2 separate regions of the Homo sapiens genome follow, and region 1 is linked to region 2. A link is an interaction called in ENCODE POLR2A ChIA-PET data of the cell type or tissue named here. Cell type or tissue: GM12878. All regions are shown on one strand. Each heading gives the region's core, and the rest is flanking DNA. Links, peaks and the distances in the headings are about the cores only.

Region 1 (6,523 bases), core at 1-5,000, 120 kb after region 2:
ATAGTCAACCTGTGCTTCTAGGTGTTCCTGTAGGACATTTTGACACCGATACTTTGAGTGAAAGTCACACACGGTGTTTGCAATTCCAACTGATTTTTGTTTTGTTTTTATTTTTTTGTTGTTTTCTTCTTTGAGATGGAGTCTTGCTCTGTCACCCAGGCTGGAGTGCAGTGGCACAATCTTGGCTCACTGCAACGTCGCCTCCTGGGTTCAAGCGATTCTTCCGCCTCAGCCTCCCGAGTAGCTGGGATTAGAGGTGCCCACCACCACGCCCAGCTAATTTTTGTATTTTTGTAGAGACAGGGTTTCACCACGTTGGCCAGGCTGGTCTTGAACTCCTGACCTCAGGTGATCTGGCCGCCTCGGCCTCCCAAAGTGCTGGGATTGCAGGTGTGAGCCACCGCGCCTGGCCCCAGTTGATAGTTTTTTTAATTTAAAAGTTCCTCAATTCCAAGCTCTTTAAACGAGTGAAATAGGTTAACTTTATTTGGATGAGTTAGGTGTACCATCTCACCATCTGAGAGGAGATTTATATATTTCCTGCTGCTCCTTAACAAAATATGTAATGTACTTAAAAACTTTAACGACTTCCTAGTTGAGAGAAAACTTGACATATAAAAGGCTGTGAATTTTTCTGCTTGGAGGAAGAGCCCAACCTTGGTTGCTTTGAAGTTACAAGCCCCCTTGTGCCAGGTGAGGGGCTTGTGAGTCATTTTTGTCTCCATTTGAGGAAGAGTGGTATTCGTTGTGACTAGGAGCAAGGGAAAGTGGAGTTATTTTTGTTTGTGCAAATTATTTTCTATATTTAACTCAAGCATTAATGTATAACCAGAAATTTAAAGATGCATGTTGTTGCAAGAGCAACATAATGGTGATTTTGAGGTCTTTTTCTGAACACAAGTGGCACATTTTAAATTTCAAGTCTTCAAAGTGCCTAAGGATTATTTAGTTCTCCCTCAACTGATTTTTTGAGCCATATATTTCCTATTTTAAATGTTTGCGGAATCGCCAGTCTTCCTTTGAAAGAAACAGCCCCCAGAATTCTAAATGACACGATTATAGAAGACAGTAGAATGTGTTACCATAAAGACTGAAGATATTTTAGTTGTAAAACCATGTGAACAAGGGCTTTTGCCCTATTGTATCTAAGTATTTCAGTGCACAACTTGTTAAACCATGTTGCTGCTGTTTCTAAGCCCTCCACCAACTGAACTTTCATGTTTAGCATTGTAGAGGCAGAAATAACATACTAGGTTTTTTTTTTCTTTCATTGATTTTTCTCCTGGTGATAATTTCCCAGCCTTGTGTCTTTTAGCTGTTGTGTATACAAATTTAGAATTAAAATGTTTTCTATTTTTTTCATGATTAACTTAGTGAATAACTTAAATCCTTAATCCTCGTAGTGGTTAGAAAGATGAGGAGACTTTTTTGACTTACATTTGTAAATGAAAACAAGTCTGTGAATATTCAGATGACTACTTCGAAGTAATTCAGTTTTTTTATTAGTATTTTTCCAGCTTATGTTTTCCCATGAGCTATTTTACTTTGCTGAATTTTGTGGGTAATTTGGTGGATATATCCTGCCTTATTTAGGATTATAGCTGGATAAGAAAATTGCCTTTTCATTGTAAGTGCCCAGTTTTGGTCTCTAGTTTGAAGGTACTACATACTGCCGATAAAGGAAAACACTCCCCTACACCCCAGTTTTTGTGTTACCAAGAAAAAAAAAACAGTATTGGTTTCATAGTAGGACTCAACCAGAATTGGTCCTACATATATGTGAGTGTTCAGTTTTTGCAAATAAGGTTTTTGAGTGTGATAAAACACTACAGAAGTGCTAAGTGTATTGAGAATTTGCTGCTGATTGTATTTATAACAATTACTTGACGTTTGCAGAAATTTAGCACTTTCCCTCCAAATTTATAGGTGTAAGAGAAGCGGGGGCAAGGTGCACCACATTTTAAAACTGCAAATGTGTGAAAATTTATTTAGAGATTCAGATTCCTAAAAGGAAATTTCACCACCCAAGTCATGCACTTCTTAGCCTTTTACAAGCCAACAGACTGACATGAAGATTGTTCACAGTTCCTAAGATTTAGCACATATACAAAAATAAAACTTTATAAATTCAATTTCGGTTTTCCCTTTATTTATTAATACAAGATTTCTAAACAAGGTAGATGTGTAATAGAGCTGAAGGGAATTTTTTAAAGGGAAATGTTTATGAGGAATTCAGCCATCATTGTGTATATCCAAAGTGGATTCACACCTAAGGACCTCAAAGAAATGAGTTGTGATCTAATTGCAGACTTTAGAGTTAAAACTAAGATTCAGCAAACTGTGGTGTTTCAGTTCTCTTAAACTGGAAATAAAGCAGACCACATGTTTTGAGGGGAGCCACAGAAGTGAAAGTTAACTCTCTAGCAAGTTCCATCTGCTGTTTTTTAGTGTCTAGAAATAGCTCTTTGTTGTCATGTCCCAGGGAAATTAAGATTTCCTCAGAAACCTGGAGGTGCTTTCCTAAAGTTGGGTTACTTCAAGAACTGCTAAAAGACAAATCTCAGATTTTCACTGGATTTAATTTCACTGATTTTTTTAAATAGAAAACTAATATTTAACTTTTCTGCAATTTGGAAAACTCCCTCCAGTTGGATTAGACTGTATTTTAAGTATTTTTAGCTACATGAGTACATCTAACTGAAAATCTACATCACCACCAATATTTTGAATTGTTTCTTGTAATCTGGTAACTTAGAGATAGGCAAAAAGTTGACATCTTTATTTTTATCTGTACCTGAAAGTTTAGATACTCTTACTAAAGTTGGGGTTACATAAAACGTTTCAGTAACTTTAGGGAGGTAAAATCTCAAGAGAAATTTCTTAAATTACACCAAAAAACTTTCCTAAATAGAACACGTTTCAGAGCCATTTAAATAAAGGTTGATTATTTTAAGGTCATTCTATTTAAATGGTCAAAACTCAAGAGTAAAATAGGAATCATTTTAGCCATCTGAGAAAACAAGTCTCATTCTGATCCATTAACATTAGACAATATACTGCATTTCAACAAATCCAAGATGCCATTGGTTACAAGGCGCCTCAGCAAGCAAAATCACTGACTTTCATGGATATTAAAACGTGGGGTATCCCATCTGGTAGTAATCCTTGTCATGACAAACGTCTTTTCACATCTGGAAATAGGTTTTTGTAGTGGGCTTTTCTCACATTGCTTTTTTTTCCATTAGTGGAACTTAGAAACCCTATTTTTATGTGTAATTGCTAACAAAGCTGGCCAATTTACAAGTTTATGAAGAAATGGCTTGATGGAACTGAACCTTTGAGGAGTCACCGAATTATTAATGAAGTGCCCTGTGTAAGCGGTCTTCTTGAGATAGTTTTGTGTCGTAGCTTCTGGTTTTCACATGCATTATAGTTAAGACACCAAGTGGACTTTCTTGCTCTGCCAGTATGGTTCAGCTGCCCTGGACTAGTCTCTGCCTGTCAAAGCACTCCCTATGTTAGAAAATGAGTATAGAGGCCAGGCGTGGTGGCTCACGCCTGTAATCCCACCAGTTGGAAAGGCCGAAGCGGGTGGATCACCTGAGGTCGGGAGTTCGAGACCAGCCTGGCCAACATTGTGAAACCCTGTCTCTACTAAAAATACAAAAATTAGCTGGGTGTGGTGGCGCACGCCTGTAATCCCAGCTACTCAGGAGGCTGAGGCACGAGAGTAACTTGAACCAGAGGCAGAGGTTGCAGTGAGCCGAGATGGGGCCACTGCACTGTAGCCTGGGCGACGGAGTGAAACTCTCAAAAAAAAAAGAAACTGGCTTCTGTAGCCTTCCCAGCACTAGCCAAACTCCTCAAAGGTAAGCAAGTGGGGGCCACCTTGCAAGATAGTAAGAATTGTGTTCATTTTCTATTTATATTCAACCCTATAGATGTGTTTAAAAAACAAAATATTCCAAATAGGTACTTTGGGTATTGGAACATTTTTTTCCATGGAGTCCTTTTTAGCAATTCAGTTGCATCAGGAATAGAAATGTATTCTTAACAGTGTTGCTGCTGTGTCTCTTAAATCACTTGCCATTAATTATCTTATGTTCTCATCTAATTCTTCCCCCACCCATTAAAACATTGGTACACCTTTGGAGTTCAGAAGTAAGGATGATTTTGGCTGGGTCTTAATTCCCATGCTGCTGGGACCAGAGAGAAGAAAGGATATGCTTCATGGAGGTTCAGAATTGCATTCCCTTCTGACCCACCAACTACTGCCTGCACGATAGCTGTTAACAAGAGGAAGCATTTGCAGGATGTCAAGGAAATGAGTCAACATTTAGGGCACATGGTATGTTGAGGGAAAGTCCTTCAGAATCCATTTTCCTCAGGTGTCTATATGTTTAGGATGTGGCCCTTATTTCTTGATGTAAACTAGTGTTTTCTGCTGGGTGATTAAGGAAACAACTTTTTCAGGCTGTGTTTAAAATCAGTCAGAAACCTAGATGGGACTGCTTAAATTTGGTAAGTTAGTACCATTAAGTTGGGTTTTTGTTTTGTTTTGTTTTGTTTTTGAGACAAAGTCTAGCTCTGTCAGCAGTGGCGCAATCTCGGCTCAGTGCAAGCTCCACCTCCCAGGGTCACGCCATTCTCCTGCCTCAGCCTCCCGAGTAGCTGGGACTACGGGCACCCGCCAACGTGCCCAGCTAATGTTTTTGTGTTTTTAGTAGAGACGGGGGGTTTCACTGTGTTAGCCAGGATGGTCTCGATCTCCCGACCTTGTGATCTGCCCACCTCGGCCTCCCAAAGTGCTGGGATTACAGGCGTGAGCCACCGCGCCCGGCTAAGTTGGTTTTAAATAAGCTCTTAGGTTGTAGTTAGCCTTTTCTATTGCTCCAAGATTGGATTTTTTAGTTTTCATTTTATTTTATTATTTGTTTTTTGAGACGGAGCCTCGCTCTGTCGCCCAGGCTGGAGTGCAGTGGCGTGATCTCAGCGCACTGCAACCTCCACATCCTGGGTTCAAGAGATTCTCCTGCCTCAGCCTCCCGAGTAGCTGGGATTACAGGCGTGTGCCACCATGCCCGGCTAATTTTTGTATTTTTAGTAGAGACAGGGTTTCGCCATGTTGGCCAGGCTGGTCTCGAACTCCTGACCTCAGGTGATCTGCCCACCTTATCCTCTCAAAGTGCTGCGATTAGAGGCGTGAGCCACTGCACCCAATCCAAGATCAGAATTTTTATCTAACAGAAAAACAAAAAACAAAAATTCAGACTTGCACTAAAATGGTAGCAGGTTTGCCTTACTAATGGCCACTGAAGCTTGGTTTAATAACTTAGTAACGTTAAGTGCTAGATAAACTGGATGTTGGGTTGTTGTTTAGCACTTATCAGCACAGCGTTAGACACTGATATTAGCAGGCCTGGCGCGGTGGCTCACGTCTATAATCCCAACACTTTGGGAGGCCGAGGCGGGTGGATCACCTGAGATCAGGAGTTCTAGACCAGCCTGATCAACATGGTGAAACCGGGTCTCTACTAAAAATACAAAAATAATTAGCCGGGCATGGTGGCGGGCACCTCTAATCCCAGTTACTCTGGAGGCTGAGGCAGGAGAATTGCTTGAACCGGGGAGGCGGAGGTTGCAGTGGGCCGAGATGGCGCCGTTGCACTTCAGCCTGGGCAACAAGAGCAAAGTTCCATCTCAAAAGAAAAAAAAAAAAAGGAAGAAAGTCCATAAACCCCACCCATGTTCAAGGGGAGGGGCATCTCACATTGGCCGGGCACGGTGGCTCACGCCTGTAATCCCAGCACTTTGGGAGGCCGAGGCGGGCGGATTACCTGAGGTCAGGAGTTCGAGACCAGCCTGACTAACATGGAGAAACCCCATCTCTACTAAAAATACAAAATTAGCCGGGTGTGGTGGTGCATGCCTGCAATCCCAGCTACTCGGGAGGCTGAAGCAGGAGAATCGCTTGAACCCGGGAGGCGGAGGTTGCAGTGAGCCATTGCACTCCAGCCTGGGCAATGAGAGCGAAACTCTGTCTCAAAAAAAGAAAAAAAGAAAAAAAAAGAAATGGCTACAGGATGTCCCTCTCATTCTGTGTTTTTGTCTCTAGAAAAGGATGATAAAGTAACCAAGAGTGACACTTATATTATCAGGTGCTTTTGAGGAGTAATAATTTATCAATATGCAATCCACATTTAGGCTTTTAACTGCTGTTCCGCTATGCTGAAGTGCAATGGGCAATACTCATCACAAAAGCAGCTTAGAGCTGTAAACAAAAAAGAGGAATTACTTTTAGGGAAGCTGGTTTAACTGTACAAATTTAAAGTCAAGAATTAACTTAAGATTTAAGGCTAGAACTAAAAGAAAGCATATATAACGTCATACCTGAATCTCCTACTAAATTCTGAAGTTTGGCATTAGGTTGGTTTGAAAACAGTTGTTAAAACGTGGCCTTCTGGCCTGGCGCAGTGGCTCACGCCTGTGATTCCAACACTTTGGGAGGCCGAGGCAGGCGGAT
Region 2 (6,680 bases), core at 1,108-6,107:
CTCCCACTCAAACCTTTCCAAATTATATCTGAAGGCAATATTTTCAGATTCATTCCTGAAATATTTAGGAACTCTGCACAGTACATTGTAGAAAGGGAAAAGAAAATTTACATTTTTTTGAGAATTACTGTGCTTGCTATTTGTGAGACTCCTTTTATTAAAGCAATTCTCATGGCTTTCTTTTTTTTGTGTGGGTAATAGCATCTCAATTTTAAATACCTGGAAAAAGAATGAGAGAGGTTGTTACTTTCTTTTTAAGATAGGCAGATTGTAAGTGACAGAAGTTGGATTTTGAATGAGTTATGTTTGAATCCAGAAATTATTTTTAATTGCTCCATGCCTATTTCCTGCTCTTTATCTTGCATCTTAGTGTGCTGAGGGAAAGGGATCAAATTCTTATGTGGTAGTAGAGAGATGCAGCAGAGTATGCTATGCTGAGACCTGACATACCTGCTCAGCAATACCGGAAATATAGAAATGAGGACAGCTTGTCGGGTAGAAGAAACAGAAACCAAGAGCTAGAAAGGCGAGACTATATAAGAGATAGGGATAGCAAGCAGCTTGAGGCTTTTGCTGATTGAGTGTCCTGTCATAAGCAGAAGATGATTTAGTTCTGTGGTCTTAGAGAAAGGTGTTTTGAGAGAGGAGTTTCACACTGCCGCTTTTCCCATTTATCTTAGTTATTTTGTTTAAAGGGATAGTCCCTTAGTTATCCACATGATACTTTTGTCTAGAATAATTTATACCATGACTTTTGCCAGATATTTCTGATTTGTGTATAGATGGTTACTGAATTCATATAGATGGAAGGATATTGTGCATAAAAATATGAGAATATAATTTTGAGGTATTTTAGCTCAAATGATCTCCAAATGCTAAAAGAACTGCAAGGTAAGGGAACAGTGAGTACTCTATATATACAATTTTACTGTGGGAAAATATACATAAAATTTACCATTCTAACCTTTTTTTTTTCTTCTTCTTTTTTTTTTTTTTTTGAGACGGAGTTTTGCTCTGTTGCCCAGGCTGGAGTGCAGTGGTGCGACCTCGGCTCACTGCAAGCTCTGCCTCCTGGGTTCACGCCATTCTCCTGCCTCAGCCTCCCGAGTAGCTGGGACTACAGGCGCCCGCTATTGTATGTTTATTAGAGGTGGGGTTTCACCGTGTTAGCCAGGATGGTCTCAATCTCCTGACCTCGTGATCCGCACACCTTGGCCTCCAGAAGTGCTGAGATTACAGGCATGAGCCACCACGCCCGGCCCTTTTTTCTTCTTTTTTGAGACGGAGTCTCACTCTGTCATCCAGGCTGGAGTTCAGTGGCACCACCTCGGCTCACTGCAACCTCTGCCTTCCGGATTCAAGCGATTCTCCTGCCACAGCCTTCCGAGTAGCTGGGATTACAGGTGTGCGCCACCACGCCCAGCTAATTTTTGTATTTTTAGCAGAGACAAGTTTCACCATGTTGGTCAGGCTGGTCTTGAACTCCTGATTTCAGGTGATCCACCTGCCTCAGCCTCCCAAAGTGCTGGGATTACAGGCGTGAAACACCGTGCTCGGCTGATTTTAACCATTTTTAAGTTTGCAGTTCAGTGGCATTAAGTACATTCACATTGTGGGATGCTTACCATCATCCATTTCCAGAACTTCTCTTCTTTCCAAACTGAAGCGCTGTACCCCTTAAGCAATAACTCCCCATCCCCCCAGCCCCTGGCAACCATCATTCTACTTTCTGTTTCTGCAAGCGTGACTAATCTGGGTACCCGTGTACTTGGAATTATGCAGTATTGTTCTTTTGTGAATGACTTATTTCACTTAGCATGATGTCCTCAAGGTTCACCCATATCGTAGCACCTGTCAGAATTTCCTTTCTTTTTAAAAAATACTAAATAATCCACTGAACATAGGTACCACATTTTGTTCGTCCTTGTATTGCTTCCTGGAAAGACTTTTAAAAGAGACACAGTATTGGCTTAGTAGACAAGGTGATCTCCCTGGCCCCCTACTTGCCCCACACTTGGGAATATATAGTCGCTAACCTCATCACTCTCAGGAGGAGATGGTAGGGAGTGGAGGTTGTATTTATTTTCGGGAAAAAAAACAGACTCCCAGGTGGTGCTGATGAATCCATCTCTTCCTACCCTTTTGTGAATAGTTGAATCTGTGTTCAAGATTCCCAAGTTTTGCCTGAATTCTAGACGTGTAGAGCCAACTCTCTAGTGGTTTTCACCTCAGTTTCAATGTTAAGAACTGTACGAACTGCCACTCTACCCCTTTCCTTGGAAGAGAAGTGGACGGGAAACCTGGAGTCCAGGATTATATAAGCCAAGGAAGCTCAGAGTTTCAAGAAGGGAGAGGTGGTCAGTGTCTAATGATGAGAAGAGGGCAAACAGGATGAATATTGAGAAGCAGTTATTTGATTTGTCAGTAAGTAGAACATTGATCTGTGGACCTTCTTCTCATGCGTCCCCTAATGCACATACTCAAAAGCTTTGTATGTAATTTTTAGGGGAATTAATCTTGAAGCCCATCCCTACGTCTCGATTAAGACCTTCTGGCTTAAAGCAGTTTTAGTTTTAGTAGCTTTGGATGGAGCCAGGTGATGAGAGAGAATGGACAAAGTGGAAGGTGAGATGGGCGGGGCATGGTGGCTCACATCTGTAATCCTAGCACTTTGGGAGGCCAGGGAGGAGAATTGCTTGAGCCCAGGATCTCGTGACCAGCCTGGGTCTCAAAACAACAACAACAAAAAACCCAAAATTTACAACTTACCTACTTTGTCTTCATCACATTTATTTAAAAAGAAAGAGAAGGGGGAAATGGAGACAGTCTTACGACTTGTGGGAAAAGGGAAGGGCAGACACTGGTGATTTTCAGTAGGGAAGATTCAAGCACAGGCTGGGAAAAGATTGATTGGGGATGATGATGATTGGAGCATCATCCCTTGGAGAGGGTATACAATGGGATCATGACCCCAAGCTGAGGGACAAGAAAAAGAAGAAACTGGAGCAGATTTGAAGTAGACAAGAATAAAGTTGAATTGGTTAGCTAATATTTTGAGTGCCAAGAAAATAATTATTCACATATTAGCCAGGTGTGGCAGCACGAGCCTGTAGTCCCAGCTACTCGGGAGGCTGAGGCAGGAGAATTGCTTGAACCCGGGAGGCGGAGGTTGCGGTGAGCCAAGATTGCGCCACTGCACTCCAGCCTGGGTGACAGAGCGAGACTCCGTCTCAAAAAAGAAAATAATCATTCACATAATTTGTCAGCAGACCCAAAGTGGCTAAGGAAAATGATATGCAAGTTTCTCAAGGTTTTGAAAATTGTCTGCTTCACGTAACACTCTTTGTAATTTAGGGTGTATAAAATGGATAACAAAAGCGAAAGAGGGACTGCTTAAATCAGACTTTTTCATTTTTTTTTTCCACTTTATGTATTTAAAGAGCTTCTATGTCTTTAGACTCACCAGTACTTGATAGTATCAGTCTTAAAACTTTGTTTTGCTTCGCCAGTTTGATCAGTGGAACAAATTTTGGTTTTGTAATTTGCATTTTCGCAATTACTAATGAGGTTGAGAGGCAGGCTAGTGTAGCATTTAAGAGCTATGGACTCCCTGGGTTGGAATCCCATTTTGCCACTTAGTACTTACTGATACGGTAATTTACTTTTGCTCTCTGTGCCTCCCTTTCCTTACCTGTAAAGAGGGATGATACTAGTTCCTACTGTATACATTTGTAAGGATTACGGTGCTACAAACAGTGCCTAACATGCGAAAAGCTCTATTTTAAAATTATGTCTTATTTCATGTATTTATTAGTCACTTCTATTTCTTTTTGAGAAGTCTATCTTCATATCTGTTTTTCTACTTCTCCCTGAAGCTTCTGAATTTTGCCTAGAGGAGGACATATCTTTTTTGTGTGTGTGACAGAGTCTCGCTCTGTTGCCCAGGCTGCAGTACAGTGGTGCCATCTCGGCTCACTGCAAGCTCTGCCTCCCAGGTTCACGCCATTCTCCTGCCTCAGCCTCTCCAGGTAGCTGGGACTACAGGTGCCCGCCACCACGCCCGGCTAATTTTTTGTATTTTTAGTAGAGACGGGGTTTCGCCATGTTAGCCAGGATGGTCTTGATCTCCTGACCTCATGATCCGCCCGCCTCAGCCTCCCAAAGTGCTGGGATTACAAGCGTGAGCTACCGCGCCCAGCCAACATATCTTAACAAATCAGTTTTTGTGTGTGCTTTAGTCAAGTTTTTTTTTTTTTTTTGAGACAGGGTCTCGCTGTGTTGCCCAGGCTGGAGTGCAGTGGCCCCATTTCATCTCACTGCTACCTCCGCTTCCTGGGTTCAAGTGATTCTCCTGACTCAGCCTCCTCAGTAGCTGGGACTACAGGGGTGAGCCACCATGCCTGGCTAATTTTTTTTTTTTTTGTATTTTTAGTAGAGATGGGGTGTCACCACGTTGGCCAGGCTGGTTTTGAACTCCTGACCTCAAGTGATTCGCTTGCCTTTGGCCTCCCAAAGTGCTAGAATTACAGGCGTGAGCCACTGCGCCTGATTTTAAACATATTCCTCTAGCACTTTCTATAGTTGTTTACATTTTCCTCATTAATCTGCCTGTAATTTGTGTGTATGTCAGGTGGTGGCAGGGGTTAAAATGTACGTCAACTTTTTTTTGACAATGATAGAGAACTTGAAGAGGAAGAAGTCTTAGAGTCAGATGTGAATTAGAGTCCGCTCTGCATAACTTAGGCAAGCCCCTGCTGTCTCTTATTTTTGACTCTGTAAAATGGAGATAATACTCAATTTCTGTGCTGCATAGACTGGGTATGAGAATCAAGTGAGTTGTGGCAGAGCACTTCGAAACTTCCTGCAGTGGCTTGGTAACCTAAGTGGTGAAAAATACTTGGGTATTAATATTACAGAAGCAAGCCCCCAGGTAAGTTTTATATACCATGGTATACATTTGGTTTTGAATGTCTTAAGCCAGGTCATAATTAGAAAACTTAGAAATGAAACTTTGCAATGCTTGTGGGAAGTCTCTCTCAATCTCTTGAGAGCCAGTGAGTTAGAACCAATCAGTTAAGTTTCTCTATCTGGTGGCACCTTAGAGTCATTCACTGGGGGAGATTTTTTGCAAAGTTCTGATGCCTAGGCCTTACTCCCAGATACTGTAATTTATTTCATCTGGAGAGGAACCTGGGCATCAGTGTTTTAAACAAAATCACTTCAGGTGATTTTATTGTGTAGCTGAAGAGGGCTACTGATCTAATGAATATAGAATTGAGGATTTGGTAGCATTCTCCTGTACTTGTTTGCTGGTCAGTTTGTAAAGAAGAGTTCCCTGTTCTTAAACAGTTGTGGCCTTGTAACCCTGTTATGGCTCTAGGAGTGGCTGGAGCCAAAACCTTGCCAAAGTAGAGAGCTGAGATCATCTGACAAATTCAGTTGTATTGGAGTATTATGTAGTTTGAACCCTCTTAAAATTTTACCAGAGGTTTTTGGGGGGTTTTCAGGGTTTTTTGTTTGTAGGGGGTGGAGAGAGCGGGGATCTTAACAGAAATTTGTTCTCTCACAATTCTGAAGGCCAGAAGTCCAATATCAATGTGTTGGTAGGTTTGGTTTCTTCTCTGGCTTGCAGGTGGCCACCTTTTTGCTGCATCTTTACGTGGTCTTTACTCTGTATGCGTGCACCCCTGATGTTTCTCTCCAAAGCGTCAAAGTTTATGTTAAAAGTACTTAGAAGCTAGTTTAAAAAACCATTTATAATGCCCTAGTATCAGTGATAAACGTTAGTTGTGCGGCCTGCCTTGAAATGTTTTAAAAAATCACTTTGTACTTTGTCTAAGTACACATGTTACTGAAACAGGAGAGTTCCCTGACGCCCTCACAGGATGTGTGACAGGGGTGTGGCTCATTTATTCCTCTTATGGGAAGGGGAGCACACAGGTGAGCAGGTACAGGAGCCAGGGTGAGCGCTTTTGGGCTCCGGCCCCACAGCAGTGTCTAGGAGTGTTACAATGCTCCTTTAGCCCTGCTGTCCCAGCATAAGTGTTAAACAGCTCAGAGAAGAGTCAGTGTGACAGCCTTTTTGGGTTTCTGCATTTAGGGCATCCCGAGTTCTTTTCCTGTGTCTGGGAAGAATCAGGTCACAGGGACTTGAAGGATGGTGAATGTGGGGATGTTATTGAGTGGTGGAGGTGGCTGTCAGTGGGATGGGGAGCTGGAGAGGGGATGGAGTGGGAAGATGATCTTCTCCTGGAGTTCGGCTATCTCACAGCCAATCTCCAACGGCCCCCAGCTTGAACCTCCTCTCCACCTTTAGACACTTCCTCTCTTCTCTCCTTCTCTGCTGTGCTTCTCTGCCACTCTTCTGCTTTTGGAGCCTGGGGCTTGGGGTTTATATGGGCACGGGATAGGGGTGCGTGGCAGGCCAAAAGGGAACACTTGGGCGTGAAAACAGGAATGCCTGTTCTCATTTAGGGCTGCAGGTCCAGGCTTGAGCCCTCACCAGGGACCCCACCCTCATACCTCTTGTCCTTATTCTTACAGTGTAATGAATGCATCAGCAAATTGAAAACAGATAGTTTTTGCCGTTTCTTAATTTAATTAAAATGACAGTTAAGTACTTTGATATATTGCCTTTGGAGTCATTTCCAGGAGGCTATATTTGTTTGTTTTCTTGGTAT

What was found. Peaks named below come from ENCODE experiments on the same cell type or tissue, not always from the same donor. Only the 100,000 strongest peaks of a DNase experiment are listed, where the experiment ranks them.
Region 1: POLR2A ChIA-PET joins it to region 2 with 5 read pairs; 3 of 35 experiments call an interaction of 5 or more read pairs at or near these places.

The regions. Positions count from the first base shown.
Region 1 is chrX:41,234,448-41,240,970 of GRCh38, forward strand. USP9X (ubiquitin specific peptidase 9 X-linked) reads left to right here. Exons shown (of 45, transcript NM_001039591.3): 45 at 1-2,132. Among named protein-coding and RNA genes, the nearest start is that of LINC02601, 38 kb to the right of the region's middle. In GM12878, for the core only: no CTCF peak of the experiment used is centred there; DNase peaks (open chromatin) are centred at 656 and 2,374; H3K27ac peaks cover 2,714 bases.
Region 2 is chrX:41,116,598-41,123,277 of GRCh38, forward strand. The region is part of intron 1 of USP9X (ubiquitin specific peptidase 9 X-linked); the gene reads left to right. Among named protein-coding and RNA genes, the nearest start is that of USP9X, 34 kb to the left of the region's middle. RefSeq lists an enhancer at 446-505. In GM12878, for the core only: no CTCF peak of the experiment used is centred there; DNase peaks (open chromatin) are centred at 3,392 and 3,551; H3K4me3 peaks cover 3,228 bases; H3K27ac peaks cover 4,432 bases.